2 separate regions of the Mus musculus genome follow, and region 1 is linked to region 2. Evidence: chromatin contacts called from ENCODE Hi-C or POLR2A ChIA-PET data. All regions are on one chromosome and are shown on one strand. The core of a region is the stretch at or near the end of the contact, and the rest is flanking DNA. Distances in the headings are between cores, read along the strand shown.

Evidence for each region. Hi-C counts contacts between places; a loop is a spot of excess contacts on that map. ChIA-PET counts read pairs that join two places held with the same protein, here RNA polymerase II (POLR2A).
Region 1: a map of T-helper 1 cell shows a loop between it and region 2 (2.2-fold over the local background). The contact joins the promoter of Prxl2c here to the promoter of Cdc14b in region 2. A Hi-C loop is called at or near these places in 2 of 37 maps with a recorded cell type or tissue (T-helper 1 cell and heart). POLR2A ChIA-PET finds 5 or more read pairs at or near these places in 4 of 5 experiments (Patski and embryonic stem cell).

What each region holds. Positions count from the first base shown.
Region 1 is chr13:64,311,333-64,318,592 of GRCm38, reverse strand. It overlaps Prxl2c (peroxiredoxin like 2C), which reads left to right and starts at 5,883. Exons shown (of 6, transcript NM_025370.3): 1 at 5,883-6,100; 2 at 6,258-6,326. The coding sequence starts at 5,909. It overlaps Gm31128 (a long non-coding RNA gene), which reads left to right. Exons shown (of 3, transcript XR_382570.2): 3 at 1,938-2,043.
Region 2 is chr13:64,271,014-64,277,988 of GRCm38, reverse strand. It overlaps Cdc14b (CDC14 cell division cycle 14B), which reads left to right and starts at 3,001. Exons shown (of 14, transcript NM_172587.3): 1 at 3,001-3,398. The coding sequence starts at 3,239.

The DNA of each region.
Region 1 (7,260 bases), core at 4,634-7,133, 38 kb before region 2:
TCAGCCATCTGGCAAGGTGCCTCCTCCACTTGGCTGCTCCCCACACCACAGGGTGTTAATGAACCCTCAACTGGAAGAAGATTTCTCTTGAGAAGTGAGCCAAGTGGAAACCACTCTTTTAACCTGTTGAAAGCTACACAGGGATTAGGGAAATGGCTCAGTGGGCTAAAGCACTTGCCAGTTCAGCCCTTGAGACTCTCCTGAAGAAGGACAGCAACCCTCCATGTGAATGACATGGTACATACTCTGACCCTCTGCACAAAGTGATTAATTAATTTAAAAAATTATCCTTGGGACTAGAGCGATGGCTCAGCGGTGAAGAGCACTTGTTCTTGAAAAGAGCTAGAATTCAACTTCTAGCTCTCACATGGTGGCTCACAACTCCATAACTCCAGTTCCAGAGCATATGATACCCGCGTTTGACCTCCAAGGGCACCAGCCATGCATGTAGCGCACAGACATACACACACAGGCAAAAACAAACAAACAAACAAACAAACAAACAAAACCTTATACACAAATAAATCTTGAACCAGGCATAATGGTGCATGTTTTTAATCCCAGCATGAAGGCAGATGGATGTCTGAGTTCAAAGCCAGCCTGGTCTACATAGCAAGTAGACAAGGATGGCCAGTACTACAAAGAGAGACTCTATCTCAAAACAAAACAAAACAAACAAAACAAAAAACAAACAAACAAAACAGTTGGGGGCTGGAGAGATGGCTCAGAGGTTAAGAGCACTGACTGCTCTTCCAGAGGTCCTGAGTTCAATTCCCAGAAACCACATGGTGGCTCACAACCATCTATAATGGGATCTGACACGGTCTTCTGGTGTATCTGATGACATCTATGGTGTACTCATATAAATAATAAACCTTAAAAAATCAAATATTAAAAAGTTTAAAGCTATGCAGATTCTGTTTTTATTTTGGTTTGGTGGCTGGAGATGATAGCATTTTTGTGTATAGTCCCAATCTGCCTTGAACTTTCTGGCCTATAATTCAGGAAGGATCCTCCTGCTTTCAAGTGTTGGGATTACAGATATGCACCACCACACCTGGTCTTATGTAATACCACTTTATCAATTGAGCTGTATCTCCAGCCCCTAGAGAATATATTTTTTTAAAAAAAGAATTATTTAGCCGGATGTGGTGGCGCATGCCTTTAATCCCAGCACTCGGGAGGCAGAGGCAGGCGGATTTCTGAGTTCGAGGCCAGCCTGGTCTACAAAGTGAGTTCCAGGACAGCCAGGGCTATACAGAGAAACCCTGTCTCGAAAAACCAAATTAAAAAAAAAAAAGAATTATTTTATATAAAAAAGTACACTGTAGCTGGCTTCATACACACATCAGATCCAATTACAGATAGTTGTGAGCCACCAAGTGGTTGCTGGGAATTGAACTCAGGACCTCTGGAAGAGCAGTCAATGTGCTCTTAACCACTGAGGCATCTCTCAGCCCTGAGAATATATTCTTTATAAAATTTTCTTTCAGGAGTTTGGGAGATAGTTCAGTTGATAAAGAGCTTGCCATACTAGCATGAAGACTCGAGTTTAATCCCTAGAACCTTCCTAAGAAGATAGGTACATATAATCTCAGTGCTTGGGGCTTGCTAGCTGGCCAATGTAGCCTTCCTGGTGAGTTCCAGATCTCAGAAAGAGAGAGAGAGAGAGAAACCTTGTTTCGAAAAACAAGGTAGATCACTCCTGGGAAATAACACCCAGGATTGACTTCACATGTGCACACACATAGCAAATAAAGTAAAACATGGATATCAAGTCTGTTCTGTAGATCACTTTGTCCCTTGTGATTCATTGTCCCAACACAATCTCTAACCTCGATTCCTAAGTGGAAAGGGTGGAATGTGGTATTGGTTTGTCTTGCCATTTGTTTAACAAGAGCCCAGTGATGCCCATTATGTACCAACTTGTATTTTAGGTGCAGTGGAAGGCAGAGCAGTGACTGAAATAGATCCCCTCAGAAAGGTGTCATATTTTACCGGAGACAGAAATGGTAAGAGCTGAAGAGATGGCTCAGTGGTAAAGAGCACTGACTGACTCTTCCAGAGGTCCTGAGTTCAATTCCTAGCAACCACATGGTGGCTCACAACCATTTGTAATGGGATTGGATACCCTCTTCTGGTGTGTCTGAAGATAGCTAGAGTGTACTCATATAAATAAAATGAATATTTAAAAAATTTTTAAAAAGTGAAATGCAGTTGGGCAGTGGTGGCACACGCCTTTAATCCCAGTACTTGGGAGGCAGAGGCAGGTGAATTTCTGAGTTGGAGGCGAGCCTGGTCTACAGGGTGAGTTCCAGGACAGCCAGGGCTATACAGAGAAACCCTGTCTAGAAAAAAGAGAGAGAGAGAGAGAAAGAAAGAAAGAAAGAAAGAAAGAAAGAAAGAAAGAAAGAAAGAAAGAAAGAAAGAAAGAAAGAAAGAAAGAAAGAAAGAAAGAAAGAAAGAAAGAAAGAAAGGAAGAAAGAAAGAAGGAAGAAAGGAAGAAGAAAGAAAGAAAGAAAGGAAGGAAGAAAGAAAGAAATGCATTAGTAAATTATACAGTTATTCACTGAGGAATAACTGAACCAAGACTTAAGGAGAATGACATCAGCACCTGGTCAGTACCTTCCCAGAAGAGAGGCCATGTGTCAAAGGCTCTGAGGAGGAGCAAGCAGGTGAAATTAGGCAAGTGCAGGATTTCAGTATGGTCAGAGGTCAGCTTCAAGGAAAACAGGAAATGATGTCAGGGGTGACAAGACTAGAGTCCATAAATTCTAGGGATCTCTGGCCTATCTGGATACCAGAAATGTAGAAAGGAACTCGTTTGAATGGGTGCAAAGCAGTAGAGGAGCTACCCTGGTCCCACCAAAATGTAACCAAACAAATAAATGTGCGGTTATAAGTTTTCCACTTATATGTAAACAGTGCCCTCTAGTGGCCTTATCTCTAGTAACACCAACAAAGTTCTCTGTAAAACATTCTATTCTCACACACATGTGTAAAGGTCAGAGGACAACTTCTGGAAGTTGGTTTTCTCCTCCCATTTGGGTCTTTATCAGCTCAGACATCTCGCCAGCCTCTTTGTAAAATATTGCACCTGGCAGTTGTGTGTAAAAAGCTGGTTCTTCATACCATGTTGACTGCTATCTTTTCATTAAGTGAGCCACTCTGGTATGTGAAACAGAACAAGAATTCTTGCAAAAGTACAGTTTTTTATGCCCTCCTTTGTTTGGAGTAATGACACAGAGACGTGGCATATTTAGGAAAATCTTCAGGCACTAACTTGGGCAGATTTCAAGCTATTCTAACCTGACTATGCTGGCCTGACCTACTTCTGAGCCACATAGCCTGTTACCTGCCATCTTACTCCAATTCTCTGTCTTCATTCATGTCCTGATAGAACTCTCCACCTTCTACCTGAGACCCCCTCTCTCTCTTTGTCCAGGCACAGAAATCCCACCTTATCCTCTCTCTCTCCTTCCCAGCTATAGGCTAGTCAGCTCTTTATTTAACCAATCAGGAGTTGATAGAGAACAATGTTTTACAAAATACTGAGTCATTCCAAAGTCTAGACTGCAGTCAGATCTCTGGGTACAGAAATCAGCACATGAATACACAGTGCACATGAGTACAATGCACATGAATCACAGTGCACATGAATCAAGTGCACATGAATACACAGTGCATGAAAACACCCCCAACAAATTCTGATCCATCACATTTTCCACCATGCTGGATTAATTCACATAAACCCATATAATATTTTATCTGACTTCTGAACAGTAAGTTGTGATTTTGTTTTGTCCTAACATGTCAGCTATCTTTGGGAAGACTTCATGATTTGGGGTTATAGAGAACAACACACAGGTCAATGTCTCCTTCAGAGTTAGTGCAACAAGGACAGCACCCAGAGTCCAGACAGTTTCTACTATTACTGTGTTCTTTTCCACCCGAACCCTAGTTCCAGAATAACAGCTCAGATGATTATCATTTATTTTTAAATGCCTAGGCCTTAAGCTCATAGCTCAGTTATCCAGTTTATATTATCCTATGTCTGTCACCTGGCTCGTTACCTCTCCTCAGCTTTATACGTCTGACTTCCTCCGAGTCCACGTAGTGAATCTCTTACACTTAACTCTTCCCCAGAGTTCCTCTCTCTCTGTCAGATGTCCCATCTTCTAATCATGCCTCAGCTTTTTATTGACAAGTGATACTTCCACAGAGTACATGAGATTATCCCTACATTCTACAGTTAAAGTGCTTTGTTTATTAGAAAGAAACTGGGTCAGGACATAGCTCTGCTTACCTACTGCCAAGCCTGACAACCTGGATGCAATCTCTTGTGCCCCACGTGATGGAAGGACAGAACTGACTCCCACAAGTTGTCCTCTGATCTCTACACAGGTAGTGTCACAATGTGCCCACATGCGCACATACAGTAAGTACAATACAAATTCTTAGACAGAGGAATACAGAGCTGACTGAAGTAAAAATGCAAAATTTGTTACCGAGATCAAAGGTTGACTCAAATAGAACCCACCTACAGGATAGAAGCCTTAACTGTGTTAGGAATTCTTTCTTGTATGCACTCTTTGTGCGTGCTTTATTTGTTTCTGTGGTCTCCTTTGAAGAAACAGGCATAGAAGGGACTTACTGCTCTGCCTACAATGACTGGTCCTGATTACTGAGGAGAACAGGGGACTAAGGAAGTGTCTGGAAAACAGGCTGTCCCATAGAATGTTTAAAGACAATGGAAATGAGTTTGGTCACTGTATCGGGTAAAGACCCACAACCAGCTGAAGTGGCTTCTCTGGGAAAAGGGAATACAGAATGGGAAATGTAAGGCGGTGATTACAAATGCCAGGTGCTGGGCCTGGGAGATGGCACTGTAGATAAATGCACTTGCCATGAGTTCAATATTTGGGATCCACACGATGGAAGCAGAGAGCCAACTTCCAAAAGTCCTTCGACTTCCACACACAAGAGGAACTTGTATATACCCACAAAGAGACAACACACACACACACAAAATAAATAAAATGTAATTTAAGTTTTATTTGTTATTTTTTTTTTTTTTGAGACAGGGTTTCTCTGTGTAGTCCTGGCTGTCCTAGACCTGTCTTGTAGACCAGGCTGGCTTCGAATTCAGCCATCTGCCTGCTTCTGCCTCCCAAGTGCTGGAATTAAAGCGTGCACCACCACAGCCTCAGCTATTAATCTAAAAATTTTAATGAACTGTTATTTTTAATTTCTTCCTCCCCACCCACTCCTCCTCTGTCTCTCTCTCTCCATTCCTCTGTCACTCTTTCTGTGTGAGTGCAGATGCCTGCAGAATCCCCAAGAAAGTGTCAAGAGTTACAGGCAGTTATGAACATTTGATGTGGGAACTGAGAATCTAACTTGGGTCCTCTTTCAGAGCAGTAGGCACTCTGAACAGTGCCTACTGTGGGTGCCAGAGTATCAGATACCCTGAGACTAGAGTTGTGAGCTGCTATGTGGATGCTGGAAACTGAACCCCCTGGTTCTCTACCAGATAAGCCAGGGCTGTTAACCCCTGATCTATCTTTCCAGTCCTTCTTCAGCATTTCCTGTGTTACGACTGTAAAGAATATGATTTTTATTGGAAAGTGTTGTAGGCAGTAGAAAGAGGGAGTGCCTCAGCCGCACCTCCCATAGCACTGTCCCCTCCCTTGGTATTCAAACTGGAAGAACGGTTTGGAGTGTTTTCCTTCTGTAGCTCCGTAGCGTCCCTTGTGGCCACGCCTCCGAAGGGTCGGCCCCGCGTGGCCCCGCCTCCAGTCCCCTCCTCACCCTCGTGACCCCGCCTTTCCAGTCTCAGCCCCGCCCCTCCCCCTTAACCCCGCCCCCCGCGGTCGGTGGCTGACCTGAGCGGTCGCCCTCCTCCGCGATGGCCGCGCCGGTGACGCGGCAGGTCAGCGGCTGCGCAGGCCGGGTCCCGAGCCCGGCTGGCTCGGTCACAGAGCGCGGGCAGCCGCTAGCGGCCGCCGTAGCGGAGCTGCCCGTGCTGGACGCGTCTGGGAGACGGGTGACGTTCGGAGCGCTGTTCCGAGAGCGGCGAGCCGTGGTGGTGTTTGTGAGGGTGAGCACGGGTAGGGCGGGAGGGGAAGTGCCTCTCGTTGGCCGCCCAGATCCTGGGCCGCGGCGGGTGCAGCACCTCGCCTGGAACCGACCGCCCGGACCTTCTGGAACCTGGCTGCTACCTTGTTGACGTGCTCTTCTGCATGGTTGCCTTTCAGCATTTCTTGTGTTACGTCTGTAAAGAATATGTCGAAGATCTGGCCAAAATCCCCAAGAGCGTCCTCCGAGTAAGTTTCCCGAGTGAGCAACAGCGGCCGATGCAGTGGGGGTGAGCTGTGGGTGGGTGGCCCCTCCTTCATCCTCTGGGGCTGCTGAGACCCACGGGGGTCTATTTCTGTCCTAATGCGCTCTTTTGCGCCCTCTTGGGATCGGACTACCATAATTTTACCTGGTAAAAATGCCTGTGTCAAAATGTTGCGTAAGAACGCAAAAAATCAAAACACAGACAGCAACTGTGTTTACAACCCAAATAGTAATCCATTATAGGAAAATGTAACGTATATTAAAAGTGCAGCTTTGCGTTTTTCTTCAGTCGCCAGAAGAGCTTTGTAACTGAAGACACTGGGCATTTGTAAAACTAAGATCTATTTTCAGCACACATTTACAGGATGAGTGAGGAAAAAATTAAAAACTTCTGCCTGCCCTTCTATTCCTTTTGTTTATAATACACTGAAGCATCTTTGCGTTGTAAACATTTTTAATATTGTTGGCATAAGTTACTCAGCATAAAGAGAAATGGGTCTCGTGATATTTTCATACATGCCTATTCTGTTATTATATGTGGTCACCCCTTCTTGCTGCTTCCCTCCTCCAGAGCCACACTGGTCATCTTTGTCTTCTTAATATTCCTTTACCCTCTCATTCCCTCATGCATCTAGACCTCATCCTCACAACACCCTTTCTACTCTACATAAATATGTGCATATAAACTTAAGCCTAGTTCTGCATGTGAGAGAAAACAATACTATATTTGTCTGTCTGTGGCTTGTTTGACTTGGCATAATGTCCATTTCCACTCATTTCCTGCAGTTCATAAACATTACCTCATTCTTCATAACTGATTACATTTCCCAGTGTGTGTGTATGTGTGCGTTTATGTGTGTATGTGATGTGGGGGGTTGTTGTTGTTGGGTTGTTTGGGTTTTTTTTGTACATGCATCT
Region 2 (6,975 bases), core at 1,752-4,251:
TGTAGGGACACCTGTTAGGCGTCTCCCACTGATTAAGCTAGACTGTTGCCACTCCACACTAGAAACCCTCCTGTTTTTGTGTCCCCAGTGCTGGGATTATGCATACTTACTCAGTTTTTTACATGGGCACTAGGACTCTAGATCAGGTCCTCATTGTTACAGGGTCGACACACTACCCACTGAGCCACCTGGAAGCCAGCCAAGCCAGAACTCTTCTGTTTTAAAAAAAGATTAATTTTATTTCTGTGCACTGGTGGGTAGTTGCGTGTGAATGCAGGTGTAGCCAGATCCCCAAGCTGGAGTTACAGGCAGTTGTGACCAGCCTGACCTGGGTACTAGAAACCAAACCGAGGTATTCCACGGTAGCAGCATTCACCGGTAATTGCTCAGCCATCTCTCCAGCCCCAGCCTGAACTTCTTGATTCTCAGCTTCGGAGAGATGTCAGTCATATTCCAGAGTGAGGGGCTTCTCCTTCTCGGGCCCCCATGCTTTCAAAGGCTACAATTCTATGATCAGTGACCAAACAATGAACAATAATGTACTCAATGCACGCAAACTCAGGTTCTTTCCCAAAGAGCCAAATTCTCAGAACTCAGAGGTCAGCTTGCTGAGGAGAGAAATCAGACAATTCAAAGGAAATGTCACACATATACACAATGAAAATCAGCTAATGTATTTTCCGCCACTATCTAAACATGACAGGAAAACAAAACATAAAGAGAGTTTGAGGTTACATTTACTTATTTCTTTAGTATGTGTGGAGGGGATGTGTGTCAAAGACAGCTTGTAGGAACTGGTTCTCGTCCAGTGAGTAGATTCCTGAGGATTAAACTCAGATTGTCATAGCTGCTGGCTAGTGCCTTTCCCCCTGTGCCACCTGACTGGCCTTTTTGGTTTTTGTTGTTTGTTTTGAGGCTGGATCTGGTTGTTGCCTTGGCTAGCTTCCAACTCCTTCGGTAGCAGAGGGTGACCATGAAGTCCTGTTCCCCTAGCCTCCACTTTCAAGTACAGATATTACAGGCAGTGTGGCCACACCCAAGTGAATATGTTTAGCACATGGACTTCTAGTTCCCAAGACATGTCTGAATACTTAGGAGTAATAAAAAGCCTTGCTTTAAAAATATTACTTCAGCAGGATCATAACTATGCATCTGCAAAATAGGAAAATGCGTACACGGCATAACTATGTACACCTAAGATTTTTCCCTTTATTTAAACCATGTGCATTTTGTTAGACTTTCTAGTGGCCAGAATCTAGCCAAAGCATTCTATTTGAAGGTGAGAGAAAAATCAACTGACGTATGGAAAGTACTTGGCTGTTAGACATTCAACTAAGCCAGTCTCAAAAAGTAACGAATGTGGGCCAGGAATGTGGCTTGCTGGGGTAGATCATTTGGTCCAGCACAAGCAAGGGTTGAGTCCCAAAAGCTCAAAAAAAAAAAAAAAAAAAGGAACATACTAGACACACACACACAAGAGAGAGAGGGGGGGGAGAGAGAGAGAGAGAGAGAGAGAGAGAGGGAGAGAGAGAGAGAGAGAGAGAGAGAGAGAGAGAGAGAGAGAGAGAGAGAGAGAGAGAGAGAGAGGGAGGGAGAATCCAGTAAGGTGCCTGCAGTGGCTCACACCAGGAATCCCAGCACTGGAGAGGCAGATGCCATTTTCAGCCCAGTCTGGGCTGTGTAGTGGAACACTTTCTTCCATGTAATCCTATGGATTATAGTGGTGGTTAAAAAAAAAAAAAACAAACCAAAAAAAAAAAAACTTTTCATAAAATTTCTGATTGTGACATTTGGTGGCCCTTCTACTGTGAGTCCTTGGAACCGTGTGAAGGACTTTCTCTTCCTGGGCAAAAGTTTTTGCTAACACTACAGACATTTTAAATGTAAGGCCTTCGTTGATGTCCTATGGAAACCCGAAAGGTGAACAAGCAGGTTCTTAAGGGCCCCTGGCTAAGGAAAGCCAGTCCCATATCTTATCTTTTCCGAAGCAGCAGGCTTAAGGTAGGGCTTCAAAACAAAAGAAGCCTTCCCTAGGGGAAGGAACTTCGTGAAATCTGCATTTCTGAGAGGTTCTTTGGGGGAGGGGAGGAGGGACTGAAATTTATCCCTCTGACTCTTGACTTCCCTTTCAGACTAAATCGCTGTTGACTACAGTCCTGCCGATGGGGACTTTGGGACTACCGACTGCTTCCAGTCTCCTCGCCCAAGTAGATGCTACCGTGAAGCTGGGCTCTTCAAAATGGCAGCTATGGTCAAGTTCCAGAAAGATCTGATATCTTTTTAACCCAGTAGCAAAATATGGGGCGGTACCACTGCAGACCCAAAGGAGAAAAGGCCGTTTGCTCAGCTGGCCACATGCTCCAACACTTCGTGCTAAGTCGGACCGTGGCCACCTCGGCTACCCACAGCGAGAGCTAGCGCGCTCCTGGGTTCCGAGGTGAGGTGTCGGAAGGTTCAAACCACCGCGGTAAATCGCATCTCCAGGTGGTTTCACCGACGCTAAGAAGCCCTTATCGATCCGATCCGATCGGATAGGTGGGAAAACGGCGCTGGTCTGAACTTCTAAGTTCTGAGGTCCACTCTGCCTTGCGTCCACAGAGCTGAGGACCGTTTCAGCAGCCTACACACTCTCCTAGCAGGCGGCCATGACAAGGCTCCCTTGGCGCGAATTACAGGGGAGACCCAAGAAACACTTAAAAAAGAAAAAAATTCCATCTCAAAGATCCGAAGTGGAGTTATTAGGGTAGGGTTGTGCAGGAACTCGGAGACTCACTCGAGGAACTGGGGACTGAGGCGTCAACACCTGGACACAAGAGACAAAAGTTAGAGGGGTCCCACCAAGGGGGTCGCCAGCACGCTTTCTGCCCGATTGGCGGAAGCGCTCAGACTTTTCTTTATGGCGTCACCGAGTACCTGCCTGTAGGAAGGCTCCAGTTGCGTGACGTCACGCCGCACTGACCAATGAGCGGCCCGAGCCGGTAGGCCCCGAGGAGGGTTGTGGGCCCTTCTTTTTGTGAATGAAGCTCCACGGAACATCCCTCCTGGGGGTCCCCGGGAGCCGCGGCCCGCTGAGCTCGGACGCCACGGCAGCAGCGTCCCAGGGAGCGCGCGCTTTGCTCCAGCCACCGGCCAGCGCTGTGGGGCCCCCGGGTCGCGGGCGGCGGGAGACGCAGCGCGAGGACCCGGGCCGGGTTGCCGGGCCATGGTCGCGGTCCCCTGACGGGCCGCGACCGCCTCCATGAAGCGTAAGAGCGAGCGGCGCTCGGCTTGGGCCACCGCGCCCCCCTGCTCACGCCGCAGCTCGTCCTCCTCTCCCGGCGTGAAGAAGAGCCGCAGCTCCACGCCGCAGGAGCTGCACCGCCTGGAGCAGCAGGACGACCTGTACCTGGACATCACGGGTGAGCCCCGCCACACCCCCACGAGGCTCGCGCCTCCTCGAGCCTCTAGTCGCCCGTGCGCCCGCGGTAGCAACTTTACCGGAGATGGGCCGAGGGGTCACTCCTGCAAGTGAGTCCGGCCTCGGGAGCGGGGCGGCTCTGCCCTCGAACCCACCTCATCGCGGGATGAGCCGGCGCGGTTGTTCCCACGCGAGTCCGAGCCTCTGCTGAGTCCCGCTGGTCTTTGCTGTCCCGAGGGCCCAAAGCCTCGCTGAGCCTTAGCAACGCGTGGGATCCGGCCCGAGCCCCCGGCCGTCCGACACCCCCCCCCCGCCCCCCACGCTGTCGCGCCCTCTCAGGCCTCCTGAGGGATCTTTGCCCTCCCTCTCGTGCCTCCAGAAAGGTGTCACGTTGATGGCGTTTGAACCACCAAGCGTGCTAAGAGCTCAGAGGTGTCACTTTTGAGAAATCCCCGCCAGCCGGAGCGGGTAGAATAGCCGCTTTCGAGGGTGATTTTTTTTCTTGGTGTCTCAGTTCTTGAAGACGAAAGAAATCCGTTTTGGCAGCCGCTCGGTTTGCTGGGGTTGATAGAGAAGCCAGAGCTTTGCCTTCGTTGTACTGATGTACGTGGAAAAGCGTTGTCAGCTGCATAGCTGCCTGCGCGGTTGAAGGAAGGTGCCGCGTTTTCTGGGGCGGATGGTGTCCACCTCTTGGTGGGGTTTTTAGAAAAGGTTTCCAAGACTTGAACTTGGACTTTGCTAGGTGGGCTCTCGATTGGTGACATTTATTTATTTAGGAAGTGTTTAGACAAACAAATTTAGTAGAAAGTATATTCTAGATTAATGGGCAACTAGAAAGTAAGACCGGTTTTTAAAGGAAGCTGAGAGGAGAGGAAAGGGTTTTTTTTTTTAGCGTTTGAAGGAGGAAGACGAAGGACTTGTTTTAACTATAGCCCCTGACTAGTGTCTGCCCAGGTCTACCGGTGTGTGACCCTGAAGGAGGAGACACCCTTGCCCGGGTTCCTTCCAGAGACTTCGTGCTGGTTGAATCTGCACATTATTTCTGCTCTTTTTTTTGTATGGGGCAAACTTATTTTCGTATAGCTCTAAATTGTAAAGATACACAGAGTATACTGAGAAAACTTTGTGGCAAAGACAAAGAAGTGCCCCCTAAATGTAACAGATGTTGCCAAGTTCTCGTGAATCTTTCCAGAAATATCCTCCACTGGCACACATATGTATCTATTCTTTGCAAACCCATGCAGGATGGTATACGATTGATTTTTGCATTGCTCTGCACGGTACTTCATAGCAGAATGCTAGCCTCCAATTGATGTGTTCAAAATCTCATTTGATTTTAAATGCTTTGTAAGCCAAAGGGTGTGTGGCTTTAAAGGGTTAAACTATAAAAAATGTTTATGGATTTAAACGCGTTTATAGTTTTAAATGTTTTATGAACATTTTAGGCAGTTCTCTGTTGAATATTTAGGTGATTTTCAACAAGAAAAATTGTAAGGCTGGGTGTGGTAGCCCATGCCTTTAATTCTAGTACTTTGGAGGATCTTTGTGAATTCAAGGTCAGCCTTGTGTACTTAATGAGTTCTAGGATCTATGTAGAGAGTATCTTGTCTCAAAACAAAAAGAAAAAAATTGTAAGATTTAGGCAGTTCTCAGTCAGAAAAACTGTTAGTGGATCTGAAGCGAACATTCAGGGCCTTTGTGCATGCTAGACCAGCTCTTCAGCTCTGAGCTAGGACCCACCAAAAGAATATTGACCCCAGGCGTTGGGGGAAATCTTTCTCTTTCGTGGGGATAAAGTGTAACTTGGCAAGCCTTCCTGAGGAAGTCATCAAAGAAATAATGTTTAAAAAGGTCAGTAATACTGAAGGCGCTTGTGCATTTTATGCACAAAATCAAAATACTCTCCAGTTACAAGCCTTGATAATGGAGCAATCCAGACTTAGAGCAAGATGCTGCACTAGCTCCAGGGGACAAGGCTTGCAACCCTTCAGTGAGTAAATTCAGTTTCAAGAAAGGAAAGAAAGAAAGAAAGAAAGAAAGAAAGAAAGAAAGAAAGAAAGAAAGAAAGAAAGAAAGAAAGAAAGAAAGAAAGAAAGAAAGAAAGAAAGAAAGAAAGAAAGAAAGAAAGAAAGAAAGAAAGAAAGAAAGAAAGAAAGAAAGAAAGAAAGAAAGAAAGAAAGAAAGAAAGAAAGAAAGAAAGAAAGAAAGAAAGAAAGAAAGAAAGAAAGAAAGAAAAGAAAAGAAAGACAACCAAACAAGAAAAACCCAAGACACTAAAACAGTCTGTTTCTGTGTTATTTGCTAAAAAAATTGAAGTAATTGTTTTTTTTTCTAAATGACTTACTTGTATGTGTATGTATGTGTGCCTGAGTGCATATATGTTTACCACATGGATGCAGAGCCTCCGGGAGCTAGACTTGGATCCTCTGCAAGAGTAGACATCTCTCAGCACCATGCACCTCTACACCTCTAAAAACACTGGGTCTCATTTTGTAGTCTAGCCCAGCTTGGAACTCACTAAACCACACCAGCCTTAAACTTGAGATCCTGCTGTTTCAGCCTCCTCAGTGCAGGGGTTACAGGCATCAGCTAGCTACCAGGTAAAGTCGCCGCGCTCAGATTACTTTTATTTCTTATTTTGTGTGAGGTAGTAATGGAGGCAGGGAGGTATAAGGAAGGCTCTGCGCTTAGCAAAAGGCAGCTTGGTCCCTTCATTTACAACTTTTTTCCCATCACTCGTTGTTTTATTGTTATTTGCTTTTTGAGACAGGGTCTTACTATGTATATGTAGCAGGCTGATCTGGGACTCTGGGTAGACAAGGGTGGCCTTGAACTCACAGAGATCTACTACCTTGAACTCACAGAGAGAGACAGGGATATTTAACTCTTACCATGACTGTATGCGCAAATCAGAGGACAGCCCTTGGAAACTAGTTCACTTCTTCATGTTAGTTTTCAGAATTGCACGAAGGTCATCAGGCCTGGCTGTAGGCTCTCTTAGCAGCTGAGCCACCCGGATGTTCTCCGTTTCATTGCCCAGTGCTGTCCTGTTGCATGGCTGAGTCCTGATCTCCTTAGCAGTAGTAAGTTGGGATTTGGGAATATGTTAGGTTCTATGGCAAATGGCTGCAGAAGCAACGGTGCGTGGAGTCTTCGTACTTCTTCATACATGTGTGACTCTGTAAGTGAATTTTAGAAGTGAAAATGTTGGGCCAGCATTACACAGTGGACTTTTGGACTTGTGTGCATATTGCCACTGTGCACATTCATTCATGTGCAGGCCTTTGCAGGGACAGGCTTTCATCTCCTTTGGATGCGTAGCTTGTTGCCATGTGTGATAACTCCATATTCTCACATCTCGCTCGGGTGCTTTCACTGTCAGCTTTCCTATCTTTGAGGTGCCAGTCATTTCTACGTCATCTTTACTAACACTTGTTCCTGAGCAGGAAGACTTTTGTAGTAAGACATGGTTTGGAAATATTAAGGCATGCTGTCTATTTTGCCTGCTCTTCCCCTAAGGCTTTCCTAAAACTTACTGTGTAGCTTTGAATGGCTAAGCCCTTTGCTTCCACCTGAGT